Regions from separate parts of the Homo sapiens genome. Here region 2 is linked to region 1. Evidence: chromatin loops called from intact Hi-C (ENCODE). Cell type or tissue: Caco-2. All regions are shown on one strand.

Region 1 (8,000 bases):
CATATAGTTTTATGTAACTATAAACACTATGCATGGTATAATGATATTTTATGTAACAAATATGACTTCATGTGACTACATTAACATGATCGTATCATATATGAAGATGGGAAATAGACAGCTTTAATCTTTTCCCCATACTTTACACCAGCCTCCTCATTCAATTCTCCTTTTTTTCTCCACTAAAAGACCACTCCCTTGTTAGTAAACCCAAATTCATAGCCTCCATATAACCAAATTTATATATTTGTCTGTATTTTTCTCTGTACTCATATTATCTTTTGTAGGTACACATATATAGAAATGTTTTTTCTGCTCAATATTATTGTTTATTCCACAAAAGACATCTTATACAGACTGAAAACAAATTTTGTTGAAATCTTCCAATTCCATTGGCATAACTCCAATTCATTTGTTGATTTTTTTTTAGCATTCCCTGCTATGGATATACAATAGTTTATTCCAGACATTCCCTACGGATGGGCAGTCCCTTTGTGAACTCTTTTTAATTCTATAGGACAGCTCCTAGAGTTGTATTTGCTGCATCAAAGAGAATATATGTTTCTAATTTTAGAGTCTTATAAACTGTTTTTAAAACATTGTCAGATTACTCCAGCAATGTGAGGGTGCCCTATCCTCACATATCTGCCATCAGTAATTTTTCCTTTTGTTGAAAAAAGTTGGCAGATTCATAAATGTAAAGAAATAGTCATTGATGCATTAATTTGCACTTCACTCATAACTGTTACATCTGAGAATGTTTTCACATATCTGCTGGCCATTTGGATTTGCTCCTGTGTAAATGGTCTCTTCTAATCCTTTGCCCATTTTTCCCACTTACCTTGTTTGTTCTCTTTTTGCAAATGTGTAAAAGATATTTGTCTATTATTAATAATTGACATCTGTCCTCATTGAAAATACTTCTCCAAGTATTTTTGTTATGTTTTGTGCTTATGGCATATAAGAGATGCATCTGGCATCTCTCATTATATATAATTTAATTTTTCAAGTCAATTCAGGTAGGTTCATATCTATTTTGCCTTGAGAATGTCCATCGAGGTTCCAGGATTTCCTTTTTTTTTTTTTACATTTAAGACTTTAATCCATTTGGAATTTATATTTTGCCATGATGTATGAAGGGGGTCCAGTTTTATATTCTTCCAGATGGATAACCAGCTGTGACTGTACCATTTATTAAACAATCCATTCCTTACCACTGAATTAAAATGCCATCATTGCCATTTATCACATTCTCACAACCAATGTGGTCTTTTACTTTATTCCCTCTTCTAGTCCATCAATGTGTCTATGTATTCCTAGACCAAACCACAGCCATATAATTTCAGTAGCTCTGTAGTACTGATTTGTTATACCAGCAATTCAAAATTCAAACGACATTTCAAAATGCCCTCACTGATTCTCCAGGATTTATACTTTCATGAAATCTTTCCAGCACTTTTATTCAATCCCTGCATATGTTACTGACATTCTAATTGGAACTTTATCGCATTTATGTTTTTTTTGGAAGCTTTGGTATATTGATATGTATTATCTAACTACCTGTCATGATATGAACCTTATAATCCACTTTTCAGACCTTATTTAATAGTGTGTCTTTGGCCATCTGTAGCCTCAGCAGCTGGGAGATGCACAAGGCGGAGGAGAAGGCAGAGCAACAAGCTCAGCGTCTTCATGATTCTCCGCCTGGCCTCCTTTCCACGGTCTCTACCCACCCCTCCATGCCTGTCATTTGCCTGTTTGGTCTCAAGCTAGTTCCTTGTTTTTCTGTTTCTGTATCGTAGGAAGTTCCATTACCCAGAATCTCTTGCCCTCTGTCTTCCTGCTAAATTCATTCAATAGGAGGTTTGAGGACAGAGGCAGGGCAGAGGGAGGGTATTTCTTTGTACTTTCTCTCTCTTCCCACCAGCTGCCCCAGAAAAAGTGCTTTCAGGGAGATTCCAGCTCCTCCTAATCAGTCTCACCCCAGTTTTAGCTCATTCTGGGCAGCCCTGGCTCTTGAATCCTGCTAGCAGCATTCTTGTCTGATCCCTCCAACCCTAGAGTACCAGAGGTTCCTGCTGCTTGCTAAGCCCAAGAAGGCTTCACCATTCTCTGTGAAGCTGCTAAGTTCTGCTGTCCCTCTGTAACTAATTCCCTGCATTAAATTATTTTTGTTTGAAACACCTAGAGTCATTTCCATTTTTCTGTCTGAATCATGACTAACACATCATCCAAACATATTTCTCATCACTCTCTACTTGACATTGAAAATTTCCTTGAAGCACAGTAATAAAGGGGGATTTTTTTCTTTTTTTGACCTCTTTGCACATTTTCTTCCCTAGTTGTAGGAGGTCGGTTCTGACTGCCCTCTGCAGGTATGCACACACCTTCCTCTCTACACCCACTACATCGTACGTGTGTCTCCGGAAATCGCCTCAGTAATATACAATCTCTATACTAGCTGTGGAGCAACTTGAGGGCAGCTAGCATGGGTTTTATTTATTCCCAAGGGCTGATTTGCTTGCTGTGTGGTAGGAGCAGGTGCCCTGTATACATGTGTGGAAAAAAGAGAGGATGGAGAGAAGGAAGGAGATAGGGAATGAAGGATTCTGCGAGGGCGTGAATGTTAATGTTGTAGCAGTAAGAGGGTACTTCATATTTCAGAGGGGAAAGGATACGTCATAGACCACTAGGGCTAACTGTGTTTGTAGCATGGTAGGGTCATGTGGAATAGGGCTTTAATGATTATGTGTAGCTTTTGGAAAAATGAAACATGAATTAATACTAAATCAGTATAAAATGTGAGTCCTAGTTTATTTATTTTGATAAAGGCAACAATAATATGTATTTGTACAGTGCTATGAATTTAAAACATAATCACATATTTAAAAAAATCTAAAAGTCTACAAATATGTGTTAAAAATCACCTGCATGAAGTCAGGAAATAAATGAAATTAGGCCCATAATAATAATAATGGGAATACAGTTTGGAAAGCAAGAAGTAAAATTATCTTTATTTATAGTCTATGTAAAAAATACAAAAAAGTTACTAGAAATAGTAAGTGAGCTTAGCAAGGTTGCAGGGTAAAAGTTCAGTATATAAAATTAATTGAAATTATACATATGTACAGTGAATAACTGGAAATAAAACCTAAAAATAATAATATAATTTGTAATAGCAATAAAAATGCAAAATACTTAGGGATGAATATAACAAAATATGTGCAAGAACAATATACTGAAAAATATAAAATGTTGCTGAAAAAAATTATAAAAAACCTAAATGAATAAAAAGATATTTTACAGTCATGAGTCAGCTGACTTAAGGTTGTTAATATGTAATTGACCTATGGACTCAACATAATCGCTATCAAATCTCAGTATAATCTTAAATGTGCAGTAACGTGAGGTGTGAGCATACTGCATCACTGAACCTCTCTGCGTCCTGGCTTACTTATCCAGTAGGGACCTGGATTCCCTGGTCCTTTAGCTCTATTTCAGTTCTAAAATTGTATTCTAAATCTTATTTTTCTTTCCAATGACAACAACAAAACACACACACTCTCTCTCTCTCTCTCTCTCTCTCTCTCTCTCTCTCTCTCTCACTCTCTCTGTTACCCACATTCTATTTAGAAAAGTAGGACATCTATTATAAATTCAGCTGGAAAAATATTACTTGAACCTCTGATGAGATTGAATTGGAACCCTTTCCAAGAGCTATTCCAGAGAGACGAGAAGATAAACAGGTGAGCCGCAGAAGAAGAAGGGGCTAATAGAGAGGGACAACTGTTTGATTAGATGCTTAGATTGAAGCTTGGAATAAGCTAAGAGGTCAGAGAAGATAAGTTTTGCGTGCGCGCGCGCGCGCGCGCGCGCGCGCACACACACACACACACACACAGATTGCTGAGGTTTGCTGTGAAGCTTAGGCAATTCAGAGTCTTGTGAAGATTTAGAAATAAAAAATTTTGTAGGCATGATTGGGAGGGACAGGGATTCGGGTGGGGTGGGACACTCGGAGTTATCTGACAATCTAATAAAGATGCAGGGAATTTATAGTTTCAGGGCACCTCCAGATATCAAATAAGAATAAAGAAATACCTGATAATTGACCCAATGATGAATTAATTGGCATATTAGCTGTAATACAATTTTTCACAACTTGACTCACCAGAAAAATTACTGCAGTTTTGTTCCCTATTAATGCATTTGAATTTATACTTTATTAAAGCATTAAATCTCCTGGGAAAGGGTATTTGATCTTTCTTTTTCTTAAGGGGTTTTCTAAATGTGGCCTTCAAGATAGGCAAATTTTAAATTTTAAAACTTGTAATTTGAGGAAAATATGTGCTAAAAAATAGCTCCTGCCTCGTGATGCTTTGGGCATGCTCACCTCCCTTCATGAAATGGACAAACCTTCCATGAGCACCTGCTATCTGCCAGGCCACAAAGTGGTGCTGGAGGTAAAAGTCTCTTTAGTTACAGGCCCTGCCTTCAAAGATCCCACAGCGCCTCCTGCAGGAGTTACTTTGAGTGCTGTTTGGAAGATACCAGGGAGGCAGGACTAGAAAAATGAGTTACTTAAAAGAGAAGGCACTGGAAGTCTCCTTAGGGACCATGTTAGCGCTCCAATGCCCCAGGACCCCTGAGATGTAAAGCTGGTGATGAGGTAGGCCAAGGGAGAAAATGCAACACAGTTCCTTTGAGAATTACAGGATGAGTTTCCCACCTCCATCCCATGCTTTCCTATCTGCTTGCAGTTCTCCAAGAGGGATGCGATTCCCTGCACCTCTGCCTCTCTTCCCTCCCAGCTAACTCAGATTGCCTTTGTGAGTAGCATATTTACCCAAAGCAGATTGAATCATGAAGTTCACTGCTGATGAGGACAGCAGTGTCTCTATTTTCATAAATGTGAATTGGGTATTCTCACTAGAAGAGGTGTTGGCCAACCTGGCATGCTGCTTTCAGGGATACCGGCCACAGGAGATCAATGCAGGGGGCCGTGGCTCTGGGGAATTCTTGTGGATTCAGAACAGGAGTCTCAGGTTCCTGGGTTTGGGGTGAATGTCCCAACACACTTTTCTTGCCAACCCTAATCCCTAACTAGCTAAGGGCAGATCCCAAGGAATGTTTTCCAATGTGACTCCTCCTTGGCAGTGGAGACGGAACTGTCATGTTTCCAGTTCCAGACCTATTCTTTAGAAAGCTTTCCCCTTGAAGTTCATTTCTTCTCAACCAAAGCCCTGGTTCTCTCCTGAAAATGATGAAGCCTTTGGAAAGTCCCTTTCCTTCTCTGGGTGCTTATTTCCCATTTCTAAGGTGAGGATGGGAGCCTGGGGAATGTGCTTGTGCTATTTCTTTGAAACCAACAGTACAAAGGGTTGGAGGCTGGATAAGGGTATGGTTAGATAGAAGGTTGGTTATGGTGTCTGTATCCTCCAGAGTTGCAGAAGGAATACATGACATGATCAACACAGCTTTTAATTAAATAGATTTGTAAGGAAAGTCCCATTTACCTGAAATGGAATAGAGTCTTTGGAAAGACCCAAAGATGCAGGTGGAGCTAAGGAAATAATAGATGGCAAAACAACCAGAGAGTAGTGACAGTGGGAAGCTGTTCCTACTCTTGGTCTGAAGGAGAATGGGAAGGGTCATGTCACCAGCACTGGTGACAGTTGTAGCTGTGTTAGAGAAACTGCCCAGAGAAGCCATGAGGGAACATGTGGATACACAGATTCCCCCTCCTTTCTGCTCTCTGCTCATCTCCCACAGGCTCCTCCCATCTTCTCATCTGCAGTGCTACATCTTGTTATCTATAGCCAACCAAAAGCTGGAAGGCAAGGGGGTGCACCTGATGCAGTGCATGGAGATCAGCCTCTCCGGACAAAGAGCAAGGCAGGAAAGGTTCAGGTCTATCCAAGAGGCAATCAAAGCATCACCAGCACAGTAGGATGGCTGCTGGAAGAAATCAGCCCTGAGGTACTACTGCTCAAATGCAATAGAAGTCTATTTTTTCCTCAGATAATTGTCCAGAATGGATTTTCCTGGTTGGTGGGTGCCTCTACTCCACTCAGGAACTCAGGGACTCAGGACTGCTCCAGCTGGTGACTTCCCCTCCTCCTGGGGCATCGTCTGTGTTGCCATCCCACCTTCGGAAGGGAAAAGGGGCATAAAGACACATCTGTGTAAGGTTTCTTAAGAGCCATGCCTGGAATTGGCAAGTATCATTCACATTCACATTTGTTTAAAGACAGTTTGGTTACACATTCACATCATACTACAAGGGATTCAGTGCAATGAAGAGGAGTTTTGTGCCGCCAAAAGGGAAAATAGAATTCTGTTAACAAGTAGCATCTGGGAGAGAATTCTGCAGAATCCAGAATTCTGAGTTTTCTAAAAGATCACTATTCTACCATCTTGGAGTAGGAGCTCTGTGAGTGAGATTCAATATCACTGAACCCCACCCTCACCCCAACATAGAGGAAAACCTGTAGTAAGAGAAAAATCGCTCTAAAGTGATTTTAGGCTAAAGCCCCTGACACACGTAAGTGACATTCTCAGAGTGATGTCTCCACTCTACAGTGAAACACTCACACTCATGTTTATCTCACTCCTGCCTCCGTCAGGGTTCATTTCTTCCTTTCTTCTCACTGTGGTCCTGTGGGTTACTTCTGTATTGAGCACCACAAATTAACTTCACCCATAATCTATTCCAGCCCCAGGGACCCCAGTTGCCACAATCCAGTGTCCCCCTGGATAAGCATCAAGTCTTGAGACTGAATATACTTTGTAATCTCCTCCAGTGTACAATAGAAAAAAGAACTGCAGTTGTAAAGATTTCTGCACAAAGGCCTCATTCTGTATCATCTGTCACATAACCAGTCTCATTAAGTATCCAACCTTGAGAGATCAATAAGCATTGACCTGATGACACATTATTCCTTGAAACCATCATAGATGTTTTTGATATGTGCTTTTTGTTGTTGTTCAATAATTTATTTGAATGAGTGCCCATTTATTTTCAGAAAATTACTTTTGGCTTTGTTAAAGAGGCGTATGCATGAAGAAGAGCAACAAGCCATACTGGTCCTTGTCCATGCGTCTATACTGGTCCTTGTTCATGCGTCTGGTTGTGCTTTTCTCATTGTTCTCTACCTGGAGTCTCAGACCATCACAGAAGCTATGGTATTAGCAGGGGAATAACCATCAGACCAGACTACAAAGAGGAAAGTTGGGTTTCAGTGCATGATATTCTCTATACGTTAGCCATAATGATTTGAACTAGCGCATACCCTTGTCATTTATAAGAAATGTTCTACAATATTCTAAATTCCCTAAATTTGCATAAATTGTAGCATGTAATTCCAACCTTAGATGCAGTAAATATAACTGGAAAATGTAATTGAACCCCATAGACCCTAAACTGTTGTATAAATATAGAACCAAAGTAATTTATTAAGCTATTTTCTGGCTAAGAATCAGCATTGTCTATTCATTGGCACTGCAAGCATTAGCAATTGGCCCTCTCTTCAGGGTCATTTTCTGCAAAGAAATAAAGTCTTCATACTTTCACCACAGTTTGTGCTTAAGCAATGAGAAGGATGAAAGCTGCACAATCTCGCTGAGAGGCTAGCTCAGCAATTCTCAACTGGCATCAGTCTCCCAGCCCTGAGCAAAATTATAGCTTGTTGCAAGGATCCAGATCTTTGGGCATCTGCACATGAAGTGCAGACCTTCCAGCAGGCCCAGCCCCAATCTTTGCTCAATTCACTCTGTGTAGGTGCTAGTGTTCTCTGAAAAGCGGTTCTTAGCTCCCAGGGTAAGTCATGTGTCTTGTCTGGTTCCATACAAGGTCCTGTGCCTTTCCGTATCAGGAATTTTACCACATGTGTCTATTTATACATCCGAGTCCTGCAATAGACTTTTAGCTTCTTGACCAGGCACTGTGACTCAGAAATTACATAGCCATTGGATACTTTCCTGGAAGAATTTCCTTGAGA
Region 2 (8,000 bases), 240 kb before region 1:
GACAACAACTACAAAGTGGAAACAAAATATAAAACCAAATCTTTTTGAAGGTGTTAGAGGACTACTAAACCAGCCAGAGCGTAAAAGATCAGAATCTGAGAGAAAGGAAAGCATATTAAGATGCGGCCAATATTCCACCAGGATTTCTCCATAGAGGCATTTGACAGTTCATAAGTGGCGTGGAGCTTGGAGGCTCAGAAGCCAAGCAGGAAGCAATAACTAAAACTTGGGAAACCAAGCAGAGCCTTCTGCAGCCTCATGGGGATAGGGAAATTGAACCTGAACTCCTAGACTACAAGGCAGTCAGGTGAGGATAGACCAAGATGGCAGAGAGGAGGAAGTGCTTTAGGTATTCACAGCCAACTGTCTCACCCTTCTTCCTAAGATATTTGTTCCTCTTTAGGCACAGGGGTTCAGAAGGCAAGAGGAAAGCAGTAAATAAGAGAATAGGGAGTTGAGCAGAAATAGCAGTTGCACCTGGCTGAGAAGACAGAGGGAAATTCTGAACTTGCCAAAAGAGCTTGGTAAACACTGCAACTTCCACTAGTTGGAGTAAGAATGAACTTCATAGGAGGAGTAAGGATGTAAATCCACTCTCAGAAAACTGAGCTCAAACCAGGGTAAGACTGTCTACTCAAAATAAATGCTTACTTGGAAGAAGATAGAATCAGACAGAGCTTAAAGTTATCTGTGTAAATTCTAATACAAAACTGTGTGGCATTCAATTCAAACTACTAGGTATACCAAGAGTCTGGACTAAATTTTTTTTTTACAAAAAGGAGGGGAAGGCCAGGCGCAGTAGCTCACGCCTGTAATTCCAGCACTTTGGGAGGCCAAGGCAGGTGGATCACCTGAGGTCAGGAGTTCAAGACCAGCCTGGCCAACACAGAGAAACCCCATCTCTACTAAAAATACAAAAATTAGCCAGGCATGATGGCAGACGCCTGTAATCTCAGCTACTTGGGAGGCTGAGGCAGGAAAATCACTTGTACCTGGAGGCAGAGGTCACAGTGAGCTGAGACTGTGCCACTGCACTACAGCCTGGGCAACAGAGTGAGACTCTGTCTCAAAAAAATTAAATTAAATTAAATTAAAAAAGGAAGGGAAAAAGACCATAAAAATGGGCCCATATGGATCCTTAGTCATCAAAGTTATCAGAAACAGACTTTAAAATAGTAATATTTTCAACAAAATAAGTGACAAGTAGGACAATTTTTACAGAAACTTGGAATCCAAAAATAAGACAAGCAGGAATTATAGAAATGAAAAATATATAAAATTAAAAGTCCAATATGTGATTTAACAGCAAATTAAAAAAAACGAAAAGGTTATGAAAACTATAAAATAGTCCATAGACATATCTGAATTGAAGCATAGAGAGAAAAAATTAAAAACACAAAATAACATAAATGACACATGAGAAAGAGTGAAAATGACTTTATATGTGTGACTAAAGTCCTAAGAGAAGAGGGGAGTAAGACTAGGGCACAGCAGTATTTGAGGAGATACTGGCAAGTAACTTGCCAAAACCAATTAAAAATATCAAATCACAGGTTCAGGAAGATTTACAAGCCCCAAGGAGAAATATGCAACTAGATATATAACTAGGCACATCAGAGTAAAACTGCCACATACCAAAGTCAATGAGATAATTTTAAATGAGATAGATAAAATAAAATATTACTTCCAAAGAACCACAGTCTTCTCAGTAGAAATTATTGAATCCAGAGACATGGAACACCATTTAAAAAGTATTACTATAAAATAAATGCCAACATATAATTTTATATTTAAAAAATCCTCCAAAAATGAAAGTAAACTAAGTGCATCTTTAGACAAACAAAAGCAACAATTTCACAACTCAGAGATCTTCATTAAAATAAATTCTAGAGGGATTTATTTGAGCAGAGGAAAGATAACTTTAGATGGAAGTATGGAAACACAGAAGTGAATAAATAGTCCTGGAACAGTGTATATGGGAAAGGTAAATCTAAATTTATATGGACTATAAAAAAAATCAGTCTCATAGGCTTTAATGTCAATGGAAAATTAAAATACATAAAAATAATAATGTCACATTTGTGTGAAGGGGATTTAAGAGTTACATTGTTTTAAAGTATTTGCATTGTCTAAAACATGTACAAAGAACTCATATTATGCTTTAATATGTCAAAGAAGCATGTAACCATTGAAAAGAATAAAATAATCATTCTCAGCAGACTAACACAGGAACAGAAAACCAAACACTGCATATTCTCACTCATAAGTGGGAGCTGAACAATGAGAACACATGGACACAGAGAGGGGAACAACACACACCATTGCCTGTTGGGGGTTGGGAGCAAGGGGAGGGAGAGCGTTAGGACAAATACCTAATGCATGCAGGACTTAAAACCTAGATGATGGGTTGATGGGTGCAGCAAACCACCATGGCACATGTATACCTATGACAAACCTGCACACTCTGCACATGTATCCCGGAACTTAAAGTAAAGTTTTAAAAAAAAGAAAAAGGAAGAAAAGAATAAAATAATTTATAATAAGCTAATAGGTAAATTGAATGATTAAAATATTTCTTGATTGACTCAAAGGAAGATAAGAATGAAAAGGGATTATAGAACATATAGAACAAATACAGAAAACATGTAGTAAAGTAACTTTAAACACAGATATGTCATTATATTAAATTTAAGCTCTTTATCACATTATATGGAGCAAGAGTAAGCAGGATACACAGAAAAGCAGCAGCAACATTTGTGCAGTGCTTAAAGAGAAACACAGTAAAAAATCAGACACTCGGAGAGATGTTCCCTAGTGATGGAAAAGTAAAAATGGACACAAAACCTGGTTATGTGTAGAGTTCTCCGGCGTACACTTCACCCTCTCTGGAGAGTGGCAGTGCGTGGAGTCTTATTCTGTAAATTTCCTCCTCGTTATTCTCAGCTAATTGTTGCCACCACAAGGGCTGAAGTGACTCCTTTGAGTATTGATGGGAATATATTGATAGAGTCTCTTTTTGGATCTGCAGTAAGGGCACTGCTGCTCAGGATGGGAAAAGCAAAGCTCTGGCTATTCATAACAAGCCTGAATCAAATATGAATATCAATGGCTGTTTCTAGAATGAAAATGCAATGTCTTGTTTCATTTATTTTAAACAAAACTAATCTCTTATAAGCATATCTGAGACTGAGGGTCCTCCCGCCCTGCCATAGGCTTCAGCCTATTCCTGGCTTTAGAGATGACGGCCACTGATTAAGTTGCACGTGAGAAAGTTAATTCTTCCATTCCAAGAAGTGTCAGGAGTTATGGAATTTAAAGTTATCCTGAGTGAAACAGAAACAAGCTCCTCCTGTTAGTCCTCAGGTAGCCCCCAGACAGGTGAGAGCACACAAACAGCAGATGAGAATAAGCTCCACTCTGCTCACTCTGGAAGCAAGGTCCTAGGCCTACACTGAGAATGTTGGTTTTAGTCTTCAAGGTCAGCACCTAGCAGTGGGGAGGGTGGGACAAAGGTGGGTAATACACCACAATGCTGTCCTACAGCCTTCACTTGCTTCTGTAAACCTTCCTTGTTGTCCAGAGTTCTGACACAGTTGGTTCATGCAGTTTCTGCTTATTTTCTGGTGCTTCTTTGGAGGAACAGGAGTTTGAAGCTGACTCCTCTGCCATTTTGCTGACTTGAGTCTTTCTGAACTTCCAAAAAATAATAATTCTAATAATTTGTATGTAAATTCTCTTGTTTTACATGTAAATTAACTTATGATCTTGTAATTATTTTATTTTTATTTCTTTTTCATATATAGCTAATTCTATATATAATTATGTTTTATAATACATAATACTATGTATGTAATATATAATCTATATGTCATATTATGTTTACTATATACATACACACGTACTAACTAGCTGCCTAGCTAGCTAACAGGATATCTCACAGCACAGCTAGAACTACTAAAAAAAGTTGTATATAAAACAATGCTAGAATTATAAGTATATTATAGATATACTTTCTACAATTAAAGATGGTCCTCACATGCCTAATTTGCTGAAAGTTGTTTGCTTTTGATAGCGGCAAAAGGCAGACAAATACTAGGCAGACAGAGGTGGGTCCCCGTTAAAATCCCACCTTCAAACCAAAGACAGATTAAAACCTGAAAGCAAAGCTAAAAAGTCTCGGATAAATCCACGAACCCGATTGAGAACCTCTCTTCTTGTTAGGCATGCTTTCCTCTGATTGATCCCCACCCTTCCCCTAGTTTACATATACCTACCCTTCCCTAGTTGGTTTTTTACACTGTCATGCCCATCTTTGAGTGGTGCCTTTGTTTTAGCCTTTTTTTGCATACTCACAAACCAATCAGCATGCACGCCTCCGTTCTGAGCTCATATAAAGCCCCAGATTCAGCCACACTAGAGAGAGACTGGCTGCCTTTGGGCGGAGAGGGGAGTGGTCTCTTCTGGTGGGAAGAGACTACTCGACTTCAGAGAAGGGGTTCCCTCTTGGGTGCCTTCTCTGCTGAGAGCTGTCACTCAGTAAAACTCTCCTCACCCTTGGGTTGCCAGCATAACCTCATTCTTCTTGGATGCAGGACAAGAACTCAGGACCCGCTGAACACAGGTATGGAAAAAGGCTGTAAAACTGTATGTAGCCCTCTGTCTTATGCCAGCAGAGGGCAGCCACATGTGACAGGAAGCAGCATCAGGGCGGACAGCCAGGGTGAGACAACAGGACTAAAAGAGCTGTTAGGACGCTGTAACATCCCTTCTGAGGCTTCGGGGTCACTGGCATCCCTGTTTTGGCACTGCGTTCCCTTCAGCCAGGTGCTGGCGCCCAAGGCAGAAACAGGTTGTGGCACGTCCTGCCCAGATTCAGGCTGAACGCAGATCCTTCGGCTAGCATGGGATCTAGGGGGGACTGCAAGCCAAGTGAAGCCCACCAGGCTGAGTGGGCAGGGTGCCTTCTGCAGGGAGCCCAGGATGAATGAGATCCAGTGGGTGGTGTCGCTGGCCGTGGAGGTCTCCGGCTGGCGATGCGGCTCCGAGAAAAATCCTGCCTCACTTTTAACCATTACTTTGTTTTAAATTTTACCTAATGCATTTTCTACATTTATTCAAACTATCATTTAAAAAATATCAAATACAGTCATGCGTTGCTTAACGACAGAGACATATTCTGACAAATATGTCACTAGGCGATTCCATCATTGTTTGAACTTCACGGAGTGTACTTTATACCAACTTAGATGGTACAGCGGGTTACTGTACTGAGTACTGTAGGCAATGGTAACATAATAGTAAACATTTGTGTATCTCAACATATCTAAACATAGAAAAGGTACAGTAAAAATATGGGATTATAAACTTATGTGATCACCATTGCGTACATGGTTCATTGCTGATCCAAACATGATTATGTGGCACGTGACTATATATACCTATTAAAGTTTCTTTGCATCTTTAGATGAATCCAACAATTTAGTCATTTTTTACAATAACTTGCTGAATCCTGTTTGTTATATTTTGTTTAGCAATATGTATTCCTATTCAAAAATCACACTGGCTCATAATTACCCTTCATCATGCAGACCTTGTCTAGCATGTGTTTTATCATCACCTCACATTAGTTGTGTATTATGATGTGTTTTTTCTTATAAGAGCTTTTATATATTTGATGTAATATATTTTTAAATGTTTCTTAACAATGGACACTAAAGCCTTGGTAATTGTAGACAAGTAACAATAAAATGTGTTATCCAAACCAATTTTGAGAGTGAAAAAAATCACTATTAGTATTTTCACTGTGGCTGGGTGTGGTACCTCATGCCTGTAATCCCAGCACTTTGGCAGGCTGAGGTGGGTGGATCATCTGAGGTCAGCAATTCGAGACCAGCCTGACCAACATTATGGAACCCTGTCTCTACTAAAAGTACAAATATTAGCCGGGCGTGGTGGACTGTGATTGTAATCCCACCTAATCAGGAGGCTGAGGCAGGATAGTATCTTGAACCCGGGAAGTAGAAATTGCAGGCCGGGCATGGTGGGTCACGTCTATAATACCAGCACTTTGGGAGGCCGAGGCGGGTGGATCACCAGGTCAGGAGATCGAGACCAGCCTGGCCAACATGGTGAAACCCCATCTCACCTAAAAACACAAAAATTAGCTGGGCATGGCGGCACGTGCCTGTAGTCCCAGCTACTCGGGAGGCTGAGGCAGGAGAATTGCTTGAACCCAGGAAGTGGAGGTTGCAGTGAGCCAAGATTGTACCACTGCACACCAGCGTGGACAACATAGTGAGACCCTGTCTCAAAAAAAGAAAAAGAAATCCCCTGGGACAATAGACACAGACCAGAACTAACATCAACAAACTGGGATATAGAGTCACCTTATTACATATTTATTAATTATTCATATGTTCTTCAGTCAGTTTTAAAAAATTATACTTTCCAGAAATTGTAATTATTTTTCAAAAATTTGTGTAGTATTGGCAGGAGTTTGTCCTAGTATCATCTTATCAGCTAGTATTATCTCTAGGATAATTTTGCTTCTTTTCCCGCTAGTGCATCCCTACAATTTTGCTTTGGGTTTTGTTTATCTGGAACTGCCTTTATTTGCTTCGTTATCCATGTTAGTACTTTTAGTGGGTACAATATCCTATATTTATGGTCATCTTCTCTAGGGACTTTGAGATATTATTTAATTACCATTTGGCTTCTGTTGTTTAAGAGAAATCTTTTGCCAATTTGTTTGTCATCTTTTCATATTAATCTGTTTTTCCTTTCTGATTACTTTAACAATCATCTATTTTCCCCTGGTATTGGGATGTTTCTTTATATACTACATCTAGATATAGGTTTATGATTGTGTATCTTCATTAAGATTTGTTGTTTTTCGTGAATCTGATGACTTGGGCATCTAATGATTCTTCTGAATATTGTAGCTCCCATATTTTCTATTTTTTCTTCTGCCAGAACTCCACGTAGATATATGTTAGATGTTATTTTTCTATGTGCTTTATATCTCAATCTCTCATATTTTTCATTTTCTTACTTTGTTGTGCTTCACTCTTGATAAAATCTTCAGACCTATTTTTATGTTTTCTAATTTATTCTTTATTTTATCAAATCTGCTGTTTTGAAGTGGTTATATTTAGTTGTATTTCAAATCTTCCTGGTAGCCTTTAAATTGAAATATAATACAACATGCATTTTAACAAATGAAGTTGATATCTAGTAAACAAACAAAGCATTAGATTTTATAGATAGTGAATTAACAGTGTCCTGGGTGACTCTTTGTGGTCCCTTCCAGGCGTTGCCTGCCTCTGCCCCATGGTAACCACACTCCTCCTTTCTAACACAAATACTTTTGGCTGTTTCTCAATTTCAATAAATAAAATGAATACAGTATTTTCTCTTTTGAGTTTGTCTTTTCTTGTTTGATATTATCTTTATAAGATTGATTGCATCATCGCAATTAGCAATGCTTCATTATTTTTCATTGCCTTATTCTTATGAATGATTATACCACAATTTACTTTTTGCTTGTATTGGCAAAGGAGATTTAGATTGTTTCAGATTGGGGCTTTTTATGAGCAGTGGCTCTAGACCTTGTCATCTGGTGCATATTTTGCACTTGTCTATGGGTATATAGGTAGGAGCAAGATAGAGCCATACTCAATCATAGAACTGGTGTATGTTGAACTTTAGTATGTACTTCCAAAGTGCACCCATTTATATTCCACCAACAATGCCACATTGTCACCAAATTTGATTTTTCTACTCACTATATCAGTGGTCACCAATGTTTTTGGCATCATGGGCCCATTTCATGGATGACAGTTTTTCCACAGACCAGTGGTGGAGTGGTGAGGGAATGGTTTCAGGATGATTCAAGCACATTACATTTACTGTGGACTTTATTTCTATTATTATTTCATTGTAATATGTAATGAAATAATTATACAACTCACCATAATGTAGAATCAGTGTGTTAGTCTGTT

The links. A loop is a pair of places that touch in the nucleus more often than their neighbours do. Peaks named below come from ENCODE experiments on the same cell type or tissue, not always from the same donor. Only the 100,000 strongest peaks of a DNase experiment are listed, where the experiment ranks them.
Region 2: a loop joins it to region 1, with 33 times the contacts of the local background. A loop is called at or near these places in 3 of 110 quality-filtered maps.

What each region holds. Positions count from the first base shown.
Region 1 is chr2:126,241,645-126,249,644 of GRCh38, reverse strand. No RefSeq gene overlaps it. Among named protein-coding and RNA genes, the nearest start is that of LINC01941, 130 kb to the right of the region's middle. In Caco-2, a CTCF peak has its summit at 4,482 (motif pointing left); a DNase peak (open chromatin) is centred at 4,484.
Region 2 is chr2:126,479,699-126,487,698 of GRCh38, reverse strand. No RefSeq gene overlaps it. Among named protein-coding and RNA genes, the nearest start is that of GYPC, 170 kb to the left of the region's middle. In Caco-2, no CTCF peak of the experiment used is centred here; a DNase peak (open chromatin) is centred at 4,678.